Linked DNA regions of Homo sapiens: regions 1, 3 and 4 are each linked to region 2. A link is a contact called in ENCODE Hi-C or POLR2A ChIA-PET data. All regions are on one chromosome and are shown on one strand. The core of a region is the stretch at or near the end of the contact, and the rest is flanking DNA. Distances in the headings are between cores, read along the strand shown. Region 1 holds the start of AKT2 (AKT serine/threonine kinase 2). Region 2 holds the start of PPP1R37 (protein phosphatase 1 regulatory subunit 37). Region 3 holds the start of SERTAD1 (SERTA domain containing 1). Region 4 holds the start of FLT3LG (fms related receptor tyrosine kinase 3 ligand).

Evidence for each region. A loop is a pair of places that touch in the nucleus more often than their neighbours do. ChIA-PET counts read pairs that join two places held with the same protein, here RNA polymerase II (POLR2A). Pooled maps may share reads with other maps.
Region 1: a pooled map shows a loop between it and region 2 (10-fold over the local background). The contact joins the promoter of AKT2 here to the promoter of PPP1R37 in region 2. A Hi-C loop is called at or near these places in 1 of 50 pooled maps. POLR2A ChIA-PET finds 5 or more read pairs at or near these places in 2 of 52 experiments (activated B cell and naive thymus-derived CD8-positive, alpha-beta T cell).
Region 3: a pooled map shows a loop between it and region 2 (18-fold over the local background). The contact joins the promoter of SERTAD1 here to the promoter of PPP1R37 in region 2. A Hi-C loop is called at or near these places in 2 of 50 pooled maps. POLR2A ChIA-PET finds 5 or more read pairs at or near these places in 2 of 52 experiments (activated B cell and activated T-cell).
Region 4: a loop to region 2 is called in a pooled map, with 2.7 times the contacts of the local background. The contact joins the promoter of FLT3LG here to the promoter of PPP1R37 in region 2. A Hi-C loop is called at or near these places in 1 of 50 pooled maps. POLR2A ChIA-PET finds 5 or more read pairs at or near these places in 2 of 52 experiments (activated CD4-positive, alpha-beta T cell and naive thymus-derived CD8-positive, alpha-beta T cell).

The regions. Positions count from the first base shown.
Region 1 is chr19:40,282,836-40,286,948 of GRCh38, reverse strand. It overlaps AKT2 (AKT serine/threonine kinase 2), which reads left to right and starts at 1,604. Exons shown (of 14, transcript NM_001626.6): 1 at 1,604-1,768. RefSeq lists enhancers at 452-1,283, 2,440-2,579 and a silencer at 1,570-2,069.
Region 2 is chr19:45,091,705-45,095,478 of GRCh38, reverse strand. It overlaps PPP1R37 (protein phosphatase 1 regulatory subunit 37), which reads right to left and starts at 2,300. Exons shown (of 13, transcript NM_019121.2): 1 at 1,952-2,300. The coding sequence starts at 2,153. RefSeq lists silencers at 2,018-2,227, 3,745-3,774 and enhancers at 2,648-2,697, 3,698-3,774.
Region 3 is chr19:40,424,124-40,428,269 of GRCh38, reverse strand. SERTAD1 (SERTA domain containing 1) reads left to right here and starts at 2,278. Exons shown (of 2, transcript NM_013376.4): 1 at 2,278-2,403. RefSeq lists a silencer at 2,821-2,910 and an enhancer at 2,953-3,755.
Region 4 is chr19:49,471,570-49,475,550 of GRCh38, reverse strand. It overlaps FLT3LG (fms related receptor tyrosine kinase 3 ligand), which reads right to left and starts at 1,336. Exons shown (of 9, transcript NM_001459.4): 1 at 1,270-1,336; 2 at 879-948. The coding sequence starts at 911. RefSeq lists a silencer at 878-957.

The DNA.
Region 1 (4,113 bases), core at 355-2,854, 4.8 Mb after region 2:
GGATACACACTGATCTCTGAGACAGTCTTGGTCTCTTCCTTTACTGTGTTTCCTGTGCAGTGGGGGAAACAGACCTGTCACCAGACAGTAATAGATGAAAATGGTTAGGGCTGTGAAGGGGGAGGCATTGGTCAGAGTTATTAACACCGACTGATGGGGAAGACCGGGAATTAGGAATACCAAGCAGCAAGTTCCAAGCTAGAAACCAAATAAGAAAGGGCTAGTTCCAGCATTAGGTTTACGTCTCAGAAAACGAAAGCCGAACCCTCAGCAGGATTTGCCTGAAACACTCTCACAGACTGAGGTGGACCCAGGATTCAACTCTCAGTCAGGCATTTTTCTCACTTACCAATGCATACAATTGCCAAGTTATATGGCATACTGGAACCCAAATTCAGGAGGCAGCACAATCCCCTATGAGAGAGGAGGGGCTGGGAGCCAGATGTCTCACAGCTGTCCAGTATACTAGCTAATATACGGATTAGGATCTGTGCAAAGCTCTTTTCTTGCAGGGTCATTTTTTTTCTTTTTTCTTTCTTTTCTTTTTTTTTTTTTTTTTTGAGACGGAGACTTGCACTGTCGCCCGGGCCGGAGTGCAATGGCATGATCTCGGCTCACTGAAACCTCTGCCTCCCGGGTTCACGCGATTCTCCTGCCTCAAGCCTCCCAAGTAGTTGGGATTACAGGCACACACCGACATGCCCGGCTTTTTTTTTTTTTTTTGTATTTTGAGTAGAGACGGGGTTTCACTATGTTGGCCAGGCTGTCTCGAACTCCTGACCTCATGATCCGTCTGCCTTGGCCTCCCCAAGTGCTAGGATTACAGGAGTGAGCCACCGCGCCCGGCCGCAGGGTGATTTTAAGGCCTTTATGGGCCCAAGTTGCATTATAAAATGTTATATCCCAGATTCACTGGAATATGTACGATGAGAGCAGGTGGCATTAATATCTTGCAGTAATGAACTAATTGGTAAAAACCGTTTTGTTTACATTAAAATGGTTCAAAAGCCAGCGACACAGCGATGATTGTTTCCATTTAGCAGATGTGGATACTGAGGCACAGAAAACGGTCAAGCCTTCTGCCCACAGTCACCAGAAAGGAGGAAATTCAAGTCTGGGGTTGTGTGGCTTCAGAGCCTGAGCTCAACCATGACGAGCACACTGAAAAGGAAACCCCTCCTAACTAACTCCCGCTCCGGGGTCCTTTAAGAGCGTCAGAACCCAGAACTGAGTAAAACAAGATCAAAGCGTATGTAAATACGGACTAGGGGCTGCCGGGAAATAATCACTACGGCTAGGCCCTAGGGAAAGCAGACGTCGGAGTCCTAGTGCGCCTGCGTAGCCCCATCTCGCCTTTCCGCCCCACGGCCTAGCGAGGCCCATCTCTAACCCACACAGGCCCAAAGTTGTCTAATGTGCGCAGGCGCCCTGCTGTGAGCCCGCCTCCTTCTCTGCCCTGCTCTTGCGCTCTCGCTCTCTCAGAGTTCGTCTCTGGCTCTTTGTACGTCACTTCCTGTTTGTGGCGCGAGAGGGCGGTATTTCCGTCCAGAGGGTGGGAGGGGGCGGTAAGCGGGGGCTGGGGGGAGGGGGCGGGGGGGGCCGCGCCGTGCTAGCCGTTGGGCCTGCCTCGGAGGAGGCGTCGCCGCCGCCGCTGCCGCTGCCGGCGCCGTTGCCGCTGCCGGGAAACACAAGGAAAGGGAACCAGCGCAGCGTGGCGATGGGCGGGGGTAGAGCCCCGCCGGAGAGGCTGGGCGGCTGCCGGTGACAGGTGAGTGCGCCAGCGCGTGTCCCCGAACGCCCCCCCCACGATGGTCGCGTCCGGGCCCCCCGCGGTGCCGCGATGGGCTGTACCACCCGTGCCCGGCGGGGGGACCGCGGCCCTCGAGCCCCTCCTTCAGGAGCTGAGTGGGGGTGGCCGAGCGGGGGCGGTGGGACCAGCCTCGGGGGGCCGGGGCGGTGGCGGCGGGCCATACCACTGAGGCGGTGGGGGGAGCGCTGCAAGTTTGCGGGACGGGGAGCGCAGGCCGCAGCGTGCGCGGGCCGGGGGCTGGACCTTTCGGGCGCGGCGGGCAGATCGAGCCTGGCGTGCGCGGGCTAAGCTATCGAGGGGGCGCGCCGCATCAAGTGTAGAGGGCTGTACCTTTTTGGCGCTGTGGAAGCCGTTGCTGTGCTGTATTTACAGGGGTGGGGGCTTCTGGGGAGGATGCTTCCCCAACTGTGGCTGGGTTATATCACCACGGCGTTGGGGGAGCCCTGCTTAGAACGTAGGGGAACCCAAATCAGAGGACTGTGATGTTTGTGATCTTTAAGGGACTGGGACGGGGCGGGACAGGCCCTAGTGGGTTTTAGGGGCGTATTTTGGGAGGACTGTGATGCCGATTGGTGAGGAGGGGTTTCTGTTTCCTGTATTTGACGTGTGTGGCGTTGGGGGTTTACACTGATCTCAGCCTTTATTGAACTTCTTAACGACTCTGGAGGGAACGTCATGGTTACTGGGGTGCTTTGGACCATGGAGGTGCTGCTCTGGATTCCATTACCCTCTCAGATTATTTACCAGGCAGTAACAGTTCTTTCCTTCCATAGGGGAGGGAGGAAAGCTGTGTTAGAAGTCACTGAAGTTGTCTGAGCCTTAACATTCTGAAGAGGAAGAGGGATTGGGCTTGGATTTGAGGAGCCGTGCCCCTGCACCCGCTTGTTAAAACTTGGGAGGAAGGAGTGTTTGGGGGAACACCTCTTCCCCCCAGGGAAGCTCTCTGGGGGCATCTTGATCTTGGGATTGTGAGGACCTCTTCCTCTCATTTGGAGACCTCTTGGGGCTCAGCAAGACGCCTGGGCTGGAGTAACTAGAGCCTCCAATGGGCTGCTTTTCAACTTCATCCACTCCTACCTTCCCAGAGAAGCAGCAGGAGTTCACTCGTGGGCTGAACTTGGTTGGCAGTGGATGTGAAGGGTCCAGGAACCAACGCAGACCACTACATGCTCCTCTGTCGCTGGCCACGAAGCTGTTTGTGTCTCCCAGTTACCAGCTCGGTCACACATCATGTTTACACTCCCCACCAAGGCAGTAACAGTTGGCCTTGCAGTGAGGCCGGGAGCTGTTTTCCCAGCTGTTCCTCTTTGCATAGGCCAAGGGGACTTGGAGTGGGGGTGCCCCTGGCCCAGCCTGGCCCAGGGAGGAAGGCTGCTCTGAAGGGCTTGGGACAGTCAGATCCCCCATGGATCTGGTGTCTTATTGTGGTCTGTGGGCTGGTGCTGGGAGCAGCCAGCCCCAGAGGTCTGTGGCCAGTGTCCCTGCTCCCTAGGCCAGATCATGACCTTGGCTTGCCCTGTAGCCTTTGCTCTGGGTCTGGAGTTCCCAGAGGACTGGCTGCAGTCCCTGATTGACCCAGCAGACCTGGGCTGGTGATGTGGTCAGAGGGGGCAGATGGTTGCCCCTAGTCCGCAGCAGTGACTTCCAAGCTGACTGGCTTCCGTGGCTCGTGGTTCCTGGAGAGAAAGGTCCCACAGTCTGTGAGGCAGCGGCGACTCTGTAGAATCTTTCTCCACTAGGGGTTTGTTCCTCTGGTCCTCTCCTGCCAGCTTTTAGAGGGTTTGCCTGATGGGGCTAACAGTGGCAGTGAAAACAGTAATCATGAAATTGATGGCTGACAGTAACTGAGTGCATTCTGTGGGCCACACACTGTTTGGAATGCTTCATATAGATAAACTTGCTGAATACTTGAATTCTAGAGCGGTAGGCGCTGTTGTTATGCTCTCCCTTTTAGATGAGAAAACAGCATCTCAGAGAGGCAGATCATTTCCAGAGCTAGTGGATGCCCAGTGTTTATAGCATTCACCCCATGCCAGGCGTGTGACAGGGCTTTTGTACATGTGATCTCACTTAAGTCTCAAAACATACCTGTGGTTAGGCCTATTTTATGGAGAGCTACGAGCTAGTTAGAAGTGTGATACCATTTTACAGATGAGGAATCATTTCACTCACTGTGAAGTGCAAAGATTTCCCAGAGGTCTCATAGCTGAAGTGGGAGAGGTGTGATGTGAGCCCTTGGCCAACCTTGGCCTCAGATCGTCTTGTCAAGGAGAAACTGGAGGAGTGGCTTTTGTCTGTGAGCA
Region 2 (3,774 bases), core at 1,051-3,550:
AAAGTCTTAATTTAACCACTGCCTCTTTAAGAATAACTAGCCAGCCGGGCACGGTGGCTCATGCCGGTAATCCCAGCACTTTGGAAGGCTTAAGTGGGCAGATCACCTGAGGTCGGGAGTTCGAGACCAGCCTGGCCAACATGGTGAAACCCCCAACTCTACTAAAAATACAAACATTTTTAGCCAGGTGTGATGACAGGTGCCTGTAATCCCAGATACTGAGGAGGCTGAGGCAGGAGAATTGGCCTGGGCGACAGAGGGAGACTCCGTCTAAAAAATTATAATAAGTAGCCAAACTGTCATTCATGATGGACTCCCTGTGTGTTCAGTTTCCAGTTACCATGTTTCCCACCCTCACATCAAAGCCACCAATTCCTCCATTGTCCACAGACTGGCAATAGTTTCTCCCCTTGCCCAGGGCCGGCAGATCAGCTTCTACAGAACCACGGCCACCACAGCCAGTCTGATCCCTCACTTCATGGGCTCCACCCCAGGAGAACTGACAGACTTCTCCAGCACAAAATGGACTCAACACTGCCCTGCATGTCCCAAGCGACTTTCCACTTTCCCAGCCCTATGGCTCCAACACACTCCTTTCAGCTCCAACACTGACCTGACCCTCTCCAGTGCGCTGGCCCTCTCTCCCAACACTTCAAGTAGCCAACTTTTTCATCTCTCTCACCTGCTACTGGCCAGCAACTCCAATTTCTGACTTGATAACATCCCCCAATTCTTTTTTTTTTTTTCTTTGAGCCGGAGTTTTGCTCTTGTCACCCAGGCTGGAGTACAATGTCGTGATCTTAGCTCACTGCAACCTCCACCTCCCGGGTTCAAACGATTCTCCCTGCCTCAGCCTCTTGAGTAGATGGGATTACAGGTGTGCACCACTATGCCCGGCCAATTTCTGTATTTTTAGTAGAGACGGGGTTTCCCCATGTTGGCCAGGCTGGTTTTAAACTCCTGACCTCAGGTGATCCACCCACCTTGGCCTCCCAAAGTGCTGGGATTACACGCCTGAGCCAATGCACCCGGCCATCCCCCAATTCTTTCTCAGGAAGGAACAAGAGGACCCTTCCGTAGCCATGTCCCAAACATCCTCTGCTCCTGAATGACTGACAGCCTTCCTTCTGCTTCTCTTTTTTTTGGAGGAGGAGGCGGCGGTAGGCGTTGGCTTTTCTTCTTAATACCACATTGCAGCAGGCGGCGGTGGCTCACACCTGTAATCCCAACACTCTGGGAGGCCAAGGAGGGAGGACAGCTTGAACCCAGAAGTCCGAGACCAGCCTGGGCAATGTAGTGAGACCTTGTCTCAATAAAAAAGAAAACATAAAAACCACACTGCCTCTTTCTCCCTCACCCAACCACAAATTGACCACCACCTCTGCTCCTCTTCTGGGACCTTATCTTGACTCCTTTTTACCAAGTCCTCTATAGCCACAGTCCAAGTTTATAGTCTCCCTCTTTCCAGCCAAGAAAGTGGCCAACACGACCACTCCTTGCCCCAAGGCTTGCAGACCAGCAACTTAACCTCTTTTTACCCCCATAGACCCATCAAACTCTTTCAACTGCCCTTTCAGGCCCAGTGTTGACCCGCTCCTCCTCTCAACTGCTCCTTCTCTCCTTCTCTGGTGGAACTACGAACGCAAAGGCTGCCACACTCTACATCTGACAAAACACCAAACTTTCTTTAATTGCTCATCGTTTTAAACCCTAAAACGATCACCATCTTTGTCTCGGGTGGGTGGGGTGCGGCAGAAACCAGATACTTTTCACCTTCCCAACTCCATAGCCACCCCCTTTCTAACAGACTACGGTTCTAAACTGACGACTGTCCCCTTATTCACCATTAGGTGCAATCTATTGAACGCCACCTCGAGCCGGGCCCTGCACCGATCCCTCCCGACTCCCGGGTCCCTCTCGAGCCCGCCCCCGCTTCACCCGCGGTAGCTACCATGTCTCCAGGGGTCTTTGGGCTCCACTGCTCCAGACACGATATCCTCGTCGGACGGGAATGTGACGCGCTTGGCTGCAGCCTTGAGGCGCCCATCGGCGGGGGGCGACGCGGGGCTGGGAGACCCGGCCTCAGCTGGGGCCTCTTCAATGTCGCCGTCCGCGCCCGGCACGGGCGGCGCCTCCTGCGGCGCGATCTCCATAGCCGCCGCCGCCTCCTCACGGGGGCCCCGGGGACATGCCCCGGGCCCCGGATTTGTCTCTCCGGGTCCGCCCGCCGTCCCGGGGCATGGGCTCCGCCGCCGCTTCAGGCGCCGCCTCCGTCCGCTCTCCTAGTGGTCGTAGTCGTCGCCGCCGGGAGCCCAAGCGCGCCTCCGCCGAGCCCCGCGCGCGCCTGCCCGTTCGCAGTCACACTTTCGCTCGAGGCTGGCGAGCCCGCCGCTTACTATAAGAAGCAGAAAATCGATTTCAGCGACTTGCACGTAGAGTTGTCCCGCGGGTGACATGAAGAGAGAAACAAAGGGCAGGAAGGGCCACGGAAAAAAGAAACGTGAGCAGCGAATCTGCAGAGCCGGAACTGCAGACTATGAGGGGCGGGGCGAAGTAGACGCCGTCTCCAAGAGCAGCGCGCAAGCGCGAAGCTGAGCCCACGCCTTCCTGCCGGAGTCCAAATAACGAATATTCAGCTCCCGCACATTCGTCAAGAGCCCAGGGAATGGAGTGCATAGAACTGAAAACACCTGGCGGGGCGCGGCGGCACACGCCTATAATCCCAGCACTTTGGAAGGCTGAGGCGGGAAGATCGCTTGAGTCCAGGAGTTCGAGACCAGCCTGGGCAACATAGCAAGGCCCCGTCTTTACAAAAAATTTAAAAATTAGCAGGGTCTGGTTACAGGAGCCTGTAGTTCCAGCTACTTGGGAGGTGGGAAGATCGCTTGAGCCCGGTAGGTTGAGGCTGCACTGAGCTATGATCGCGCCCCTGCACTCCGACCTGGTAGACAGAGCCAGACCCTGTCTCAACGAAAGGAAAGAAATGGGCCGGGCGCGGTGGCTCACGCCTGTAATCCCAGCACTTTGGAAGGCCGACACGGGCGGATCACGAGGTTAGGAGATCGAGACCATCCTGGCTAACACGGTGAAACCCCGTCTCTACTAAAAATACAAAAAATTAGCCGGGCGTGGTGGCGGGCGCCTGTAGTCCCAGCTACTCGGGAGCCTGAGGCACGAGAATGGTGTGAACCCGGGAGGCGGAGCTTTTAGTGAGCCGAGATCGTGCCACTGCACTCCAGCCTGGGCGACAGAGCAAGACTCCGTTCCCCCCCCCCCAAAAAAAACAAAGGAAATAAATGAAAACATTGAGGCTAGACTAACTGATGAAGAGTGGTAACGGCATGAAGAAGTCGAAAAGAAAGGCGGATAGGAGCTGCATTCAATATATGAGTGCAGTTGATGGATGCTGACAGGGATACTCTGGAGACGAAGTCTCGGCCCCTTCGCTAGTCTCTAGTCCTCCATTTGCTCGCTGCAGTTACATCAACAGCTCTCTGTATCGGGGTAGAGTTGCATAAAATACAACTTAAATTACAATGCTAAAATAAATATGAGCCCATGAGCGGTATCATAGGCCTGATTTTAAAAAACAAAACCTAGGAGAAGGTAGAAATTCCAAAGGCGAGAGACGAATCTGCCAACCTAAATCCTGGGTGACAAGGCTGGTGGATCACCGAGGCAAGAAAGAACCAGCGTGAGCTCAAGCCACACCCCTAGGCTCAGACCCAACGCTTGACATTCGCCGCCGCACTTTCGCCACGCTTGCCGAAGCGC
Region 3 (4,146 bases), core at 1,029-3,528, 4.7 Mb after region 2:
CCTGACCTCCGGTGATCCACTCGCCTTAGCCTCCCAAAGTGCTGGGATTACAGGTGTGAGCCAACGCACAGGGCCTAATGTCCTTATTCTTAAGAGATGCCTCCTGAGCTGTTAAGGGTAGAATATCAAGATGCTTGCAATTACTCTCCAAAGGTTTAGCAAAAGAAACAATATATACACATATGTAGATAAAGGGAACTTAGCACAATGTTACCAACTACTACTTTTTTCTTTTTTTTTTTTTTTGATACAGGGTCTTGTTCTGTTACTCAGACTAGAGTGCAGCGGCATGAACATGGCTCACTGCAGCCTTGACCTCCTGGGCTCAAGGAATCCTCCCACCTTAGCCCCACAAGCAGCTGGGACCACAAGAACATGCTACCACGCCTGGCTAATCCTTTTTTTTTTTTTTTTTTGAGACAGAGTCTTGCTCTGTTGCCCAGTCTGGAGTGCAGTGGCGCTGTCTTGGATCACTGCAACCTCTGCCTCCTGGGTTCAAGCTATTCTCCTGCCTCAGCCTCCTGAGTAGCTGGGATTACAGGCGCCTGCCACCACACCTGGCTGATTTTTTGTATTTTTAGTAGAGACAGGGTTTTACCATGTTGGCCAGGCTGGTCTCGAACTCCTGACCTCGTGATCTGCCCACCTCGGCCTCCCAAAATGCTGAGATTACAGGCGTGAGCCACCACGCCCGGCCCACGCCTGGCTAATTCTTAAATTTTTTTGTAGTGATGAGATCTCACTGTGTTGCCCAGGCTGGACTCAAGTGAACTCCTGGACTCAAGTGACCCTCCTGCCTTGGCCTCCCAAAGTACTGGATTACAGTTGTTGCCTAGCTAACAACTATCAATTAAATCTAGGTGAGAGAGTATTCAGGCGTGAGCCACTGCATCCGGCCATGGGAGGAGTATTATACCCTGTCTACCTCTAGCCCCATCCTGCATGTCTATCCACCTTGAACTAAGAGCTTGTCTTATTACAACAGCTATTACTACTAACAAAGAAACAACGTTGCTAACCAGGCATGGTGGTGTGCGCCTGTAGTCCCAGCTGCTTGGGGGTCTGAGGCAGGAGGATGGCTTGAACCTGGGAGGCTGCAGTGAGCCGAGATGGCACCCCTGCACTTCAGCCTGGGTGACAGAGCGAGACCCTGTCTCAAAAGCAAAATAAAATAAAATAAAAAGTAAAGAAAAAAATAATAAGCAGCTGGGCGCGGTAGCTCACGCCTGTAATCCCAACACTCAGGGGCCGAGGAGGGCGGATCACCTGAGGTGAGGAGTTTGAGACCTGCCTGGCTAACATGGTGAAACCCCATCTCTACTAAAAATACAAAAATTAACCGGGCGTGGTGGCGCACGCCTGTAGTCCCAGCTACTCGGGAGGCTGAGGCAGGATAATTGCTTGAACCTGGGAGGCGGAGGTTACAGTGAACCGAGATCGTGCCCCTGCACTCCAGCCTGGGCGACGGAGTGAGAATCTGTCTCAAATAAATAAATAAATAAATAAATAAAATGAAAAAAAAAAAAAAAACACAAAACATGTTGCACCCCACTCTGAAGATTTTTCATGAATTAATTTAATCCTTAAAAACAATCCTGTAAACTAGGCGCTATTTTCTCTCATTTTAAAGGAGAAACAGACCAGAAGGGATTAAAACACTTGCCGCAGGTCACACAGCTGCTTAGGGAATGGAGCCCGGGATGTGATTCCGTTGGTATCGCACTCCCACCTCACTCCCGCCTTTAACCACAATTAAGTCCAACTGTCCAGCATTGCTTGAGTGTGGTATTGTGTTCTTATAGATACGATCCTACTTAAAGTATCCTGTCAAGAGGTAGGCAAGACGATCCCCATTTAACTTTGTGTAGCTTGAAGAGGTTGATCATTTTTCCAAGGTCACGCATCCAGTGAGTGGGGAATCCGGAGTCGGAATTTGAACCCGGGCATTATCTGTAGTGTAGACCCCTGTCGGGGCTGGATGTGTAAGAAGCTTAATTGCCGGGTTTGGCAGGTGCATGGGTAGTTGTGAGGGGCTCGTATTTTGAGAGGCAAAAGCCCCCACTCGCCACCGTTCCCCGGAGTAAAAAGCCACCTCTTTCCACCCCTCACTCGCGCAGCTGCCCGGGCATGCGCCCTGAAGCCCCTCCTTCAGAATCCGCCCCCTACAAGCTCCGCCCATCACCATGCAGGGCCAATCCCTGGGGCGGAGGGCGGGGCAGCCACGAGAGTGGGCGGTCGCTAAGGGTAGTTAGGAGTCTGGAGTCGTGAGCCGGAGTCAGAACTGCGTCTCGCGACCCAGGCGCGGGTTTCCGGAGGACAGCCAACAAGCGATGCTGCCGCCGCCGTTTCCTGATTGGTTGTGGGTGGCTACCTCTTCGTTCTGATTGGCCGCTAGTGAGCAAGGTATGTAAATGAAGGGGCCTGGGAACAGAAGGGCTACCAGCGGCCGGGTCCTTCACAGAGTTCGATCCCTGGGTCCGACAGGTGCCCGCCGGGGCTGCCCGGGATCGAGACGCACGGACCTCTACGTGCTGTCTGCCCCGGCCGGGCCGGGTGAATCACGCCGCAGTCCGAGAAGGGGGCGGAGGCGCCGGCTTCTTGGCTCCGGCTGCGTGACTCACCCGCCCCCGCCGCCGCCGCTTCGGGAGGAGCCGCCTCCACTGCCGGAAGCGAGCGGAGGCCGGGCGCAGAGAACAGCCCGCCAGGGGTCCCGGCTCGCACGGCGCCGGGAGGCCGGCAGGAATCACAGCCGGGAATCGGGGCAGTAGAAGGGGTCCTGGGGTCAGAGGGGCCAGAATCCCCGGGGGAAAGCCGGCCTGGGCACCGCTAGGGGGCGCCGGGACCCGGGGGCGGAGTCGGGGGTGGGGGCGGAATTCCTGCGGTTCCGGACTCCCCGGACTGCGGGGAAGGGGACGAAGACCCTGTTTTGAGTAGTGTGGTGGGCCATTCTTAAAATCTTGCTAGGCAGGGTTCCGAAACTGGACTCTACAGTCTTCCTGGCCCAAAAAAGTAGGTAGCGCCAGGAGTCCAAAACTCCAGCCCTACCCCCGCCACTCCAAGAACAGTGGACCCTCAAACTTATCTCAGTGACTGAACCCGGTGCCGATCACGATTTCCCGACAAGCCCTGTCTATTCTGCCTCCCAAATAAGTCCTGACTCGACCGACTTCCTTCCATGCCACTACCAGCTCCTACTCCAGGCCATCACCATCGTCCGTCCCAAACGAGTACAGCCTACCAGTGGGTCTCAGATCCCCCCTCTTTTTGCCCCCCACAGTCTTCCTCGAAGCAGCCATGGGGGGGATCTTCCGGAAACCTAATCAGCTCACAGCACCATTCCCTCCCTGCTCAAATTCCTTTAATGACTGCCCACCACACTCAGGATAAAATCCAAACTCCCTACTTCTGCATATGTGGCTTTCTGTGACCTGGCTTGTGCCCGTTCCCCTAGCTGCTCCCCAATCTGGTCTCCTACCATGTCACTCTCTGTGTGCCACCCATGCTGGTCTCTTTCCAGTTCAAGCCCATCCAGCCTCTGGGCTTTTCTCTGCCTTTTTTTGTTGTTCCCTCCTCCCGGAATGCTTTTCCCAGGGTCTCCCATGGCTGACTTCTCTGGCCTGAGGGCTCCATTCAAATGTCACCTCCTTACAGGAGCCTTCTCTGATGATCTAAAAGGTCTCTAGGAACTTTTAGTGTCTTCCTGTAATTCTCTGTACATTTCCTGTGTTTCCTTATTTATTTACTGTTTGAAACATAGTCATAGTAGACAATAAATATTAAACTACGTGAAACTAGTTTAGTATTTATAATATTATAACTTATTTAGATATAATTATGTTATTATAATAAAATATGTGAAACAGCTGCTTTTGTAGGGGAAAAAGTTGAATATTGGCCATTCCACATGGTTCACTGAAGAAATAATAATGTTATCATTAAGTGTACTTATTGGCAGGGTGAGGCAGCTCACACTTGTAATCTCAGTACTTTGGGAGGCTGAGGAAGGAGGATGGCTTGAGGCAAGGAGTTTGAGACCACCCTGGGCAACATAGTGAGACCATGTCTCTACAAAAAAATAAAAGGGAAAAAAAAAAGTACTTATTGACTGAGGGGGGAGGATCGCTTCAGGCCAGGAGTTTGAGACCA
Region 4 (3,981 bases), core at 87-2,586, 4.4 Mb before region 2:
CATGGCCCCATCTCTGCCTGTCTTTCCCGGTTTCTCTCTGCCTCTGGTCCAATGCTGTCCAGTTTGCATCCCCCTCTGCCCCACCCCTCTCTCTCCCCATCTCCCCCACTCTGCTGGTCTCTCTCCAACCACCTCATCTTCACGTCTGGTTTCCTCGCCCGGGTTCCTCCAGCTCTGTCCCTCCCTCTGCCTTCTACACCACTGTTGCCTGCTTCTCTCTTGATCTTGGTCCACGTCCTCTTCATTTGTTCTTGGCTCTGTCCACCTTCCCTCTCCTCTGTCCATCTCCCCCCTTTTCTGTCCATCTCCCCCTCCTCTGTCCATCTCCCCCCTCCTCTGTCTCTCTTCCTCTCCTCTGTCCGTCTCCCTCCTCCTGTCCACCTCCCCCTCCTCTTCATCTCCCTCTCCTCTGTCCATCTCCCCCTCCTGTCCATCTCCCCTCTCCTCTGTCCATACCCCCTCCTCTCCATCTTCCCTCCTGTCCATCTCCCCCACCTCTGTCCATCTCCCCCTTCTCTGTCCATCTCCCTCCTCCTGTCCACCTCCCTCCTCTTTATCTCCCTCTCCTCTGTTCATCTGCCCTCTCCTCTGTCCATCTCCCCCTCCTCTGTCCATCTCCCCGCTCCTGTCCATCTCCCACTCCTCTCTATCTCCCTCTCCTCTATCTCCCCCTCCTCTGTCCATCTCCCCATCCTCTGTCCATCTCCCCCTCCTCTGTCCGTCTCCTCTCCTATCCATCTCCCCTCACATCTGTCCATCTCCCCTCCTATTTCCTCGTCATCTGTCCATCTGTTCTCCCGTCCATCTCCCCTCATCTCTGCCCCATCCTGACATTGTGCCTCCCCTCTCCCCTGATCTTGTCCCTGGGGTTTACGCACTGTTGGGCTCCAGGCTGGCGCCAGCACTGTCATTTCGGCCGGGGGCCCCTCATGCCTCCTGTCGCCGGGTCTTGGAAGGGACAGAAGAACAAGTCTCGGACCCTCATGCCCCAGCCCCTGCCCTGCCCGCCCCTTTGCCTCCCCGCCCCTCCCGCGTCCCATTGATGTGGCTGAGTTTCCGCCCCTTCCTCCCCCAGGCTTCCTGCGTCTGCCCCAGTTACGGTGAAAACTCTTCATCTCCACTTCTAAGAACCTCGACGTCTGGTCCCCAGAACCCTCCCCAGGTTAGGGACCCGGGAACCCAGCCCCCCACCCTCTGCTCCCCCTGCCCCAGGAGTGGGGACCCTGGCTCCGCCCCTTGGGGACCTAGAGTCCAAGTCTCCTCACGCACCAGGCTTGCCCCAGTTGGGTGTGGAAGGGGCCAAGCCGGGTGACAGCCAGAGACCGAAAGTGAAAGGAAATTTTTGGGGGGAGACAGTCAAGGGGTGGAATCTGGGCCCAGGCGGAGCGCGCCCCCTGGTGGTGAGAGGCGGCCGCTCACGCCGCAGATGGCGCGTTCTCCGGACGCCCCGCAGCGGGGGCTGCAGTGGGGCTGACTCCCTGGGTGGCACGCCCAGTGCATGGTGAGCTGGGGCTGGAACCCGGATCTGTCTCTGGGAACTCGCAGTTGCTGTGTCTTACCGTCCTCCGGGCCCCAACTTTGCCCCGCCAAGGCTTGGCACACAGGACTCAGGATGCATCTTGTCACATTGGGCCTGGCAGGTGTCGCCCTAGCACTAGCTTTATCACTGTGGGAGCTTGGCCAGCCCCTTGACCTCTCTAAGCCTCGGCTTCTCCAACTCCAAACTGAGGGGTGAGGTGGTACATGAGACAAAATAGAAGCTCTCTTCCACATCTGTGGATCTCTGAATCTCTGAAGCATTTTTTTTTTTTAGATGGGGTCTCACTCTGTTGCCCAGGCTGGAGTGCAGTGGCACAGTCTCGGCTCACGGCAACCTCCGCCTCCTGGGCTTAAGCAATTCTTGTGCCTCAGGCTCCCAAGTAGCTGGAATTGCAGGTGCGTGCCACCATGCCCGGCTAATTTTTGTATTTTTAGTAGAGACGAGGTTTCACTATGTTGGCCAGGCTGATCTCGAACTCCTGACCTCAGGTGATCAGCCTGCCTCGGCCTCCCAAAATGCTGGGATTACAGGTGTGACCCATCACGCCCATCCTGAATCTCTTGCTCACCCATCTGATCCGTGGCAGACTGTCCTGAAACATCTGCTGCCCCCACCCCCCCAGCAGGAGGATTCGAGGTCCCATCCTGGGGAACTCGGACATGGCCACACTCACTTTGGCCAGTCACATGAGGGTGGAGGTGACAGGTGTCACTTCTGAATGGAAGTCTAAGGGACCGGGGAGTGGATGGTGGAGGATGCATGGAGAGAGCGCCTCTATCAGCCAAGTTTCCTGTGCCACTCGGAGGAGCACAGGGATCCTGCCAGCCCCGGATGAGCACAGGGAGTGTAAGCAACAAACTAATGTTGTGGTTGTGGCCCACGCAGATTCGGGGGTTATGTGTTACTGCAGCAAAGCCTCGCCCGTCCTGGCCTTCATCATCCATTTCCCTTCCCTGATCCCTCTGCCTGCCTCACTTCCTGTTCAGCCTGGGTTAGCTGCCTTGTCGCACCCAATGGTCAGACCTTCCATCTGGCTAGAAAGATTTAAATGAAGCAGAGAGGCAGAGATACAAGCCCCAATAGCTCATGTGGCCCATGGACAAAGGACCTGCTCTAGCTCCTTCCTGACCAAGTCCTGGGGCCCCTCAATGTGTGTCCTGCCCTATCGCCCTATTGCCTCTAGGGAATCTCTGTAGCCTTCCAGAAGACTCCTCTCTCTCTCTCTTTTTTTTTTGAGACCGAGTCTCGCTGTGTTGCCCAGGCTGGAGTGCAGTGGCACGATCTTGGCTCACTGCAAGCTCCCCCTCTGCCTCCCAGGTTCAAGCAATTCTCCTGCCTCCCAGATAGCTGGGATTTCAGGTGCCGCCACCACGCCTGGCTAATTTTTATAATTTTAGTAGAGACGGGATTTCACCATGGTGCCCAGGCTGGTCTCAAACTTCTGACAAGTGATCCACCCACCTCGGCCTCCCAAAGTGCTGGGATTACAGGTGTGAACTGCCACACCTAGTCCGGAAAACTCTCATTTTTTTTTTCTTTGAGATGGAGCCTTGCTCTGTTGCCCAGACTAGAGTGAAGTGTGTGCTCTCAGCTCACTGCAACCTCTGCCTCCTGGGTTCGAGTGATTCTTCTGCCTCAGCCTCCTGAGTAATTGGGATTACAGGTGCCCGCCACCACACCCAGCTAATTTTTGTATTTTTAGTACAGACAGGGTTTCACTGTGTTGGCCAGGCTGCTCTCAAACTCCTGACCTCAGGTGATCCGCCTACTTCGGCCTCCCAAAGTGTTGGGATTACAGGCCTGAGTCACCGAGCCTGGCCTCTGAAAACTCCCTTTTATCCTAAACTAGTAAGAGTGGGTTTCTTACATCAAAAAGAATTCTACTTCAGGTGTGGTGGCTGATGCCTGCAGTCCCACACTTTGAAAGGCTGAGGCGAGAGGATCGCTTGAGGCCAGGAGTTCAAGACCAGCCTGAGCAACGTAGGTAGACTCTGCCTATTAAAAAAAAAAAAATTAGCCAGGCATGGTGGTGCGTGCCTGTGGTCCCAGCTGCTCAGGAGGCTGAGGTGGGAGGATTTTTTTTTTTTTTTTTTGAGACGGAGTCTCACTCTTTCGCCCAGGCTGGAGTGCAGTGGCTCGATCTCGGCTCACTGCAAGCTCCACCTCCCGGGTTCACGCCATTCTTCTGCCTCAGCCTCCCAAGTAGCTGGGACTACAGGCGCCCGCCACCATGCCCAGCTAATTTTTTTGTATTTTTAGTAGAGACGGGGTTTCACCGTGTTAGCCAGGATGGTCTTGATCTCCTGACCTCATGATCCACCTGCCTCGGCCTCCCAAAGTGCTGGGATTATAGGCGTGAGCCACCACGCCCGGCCGAGGTGGGAGGATTGAGCCCAGGTCGAGGGTGGGTTCAGTAAGCTGTGACTGCGCCACTGTATTAC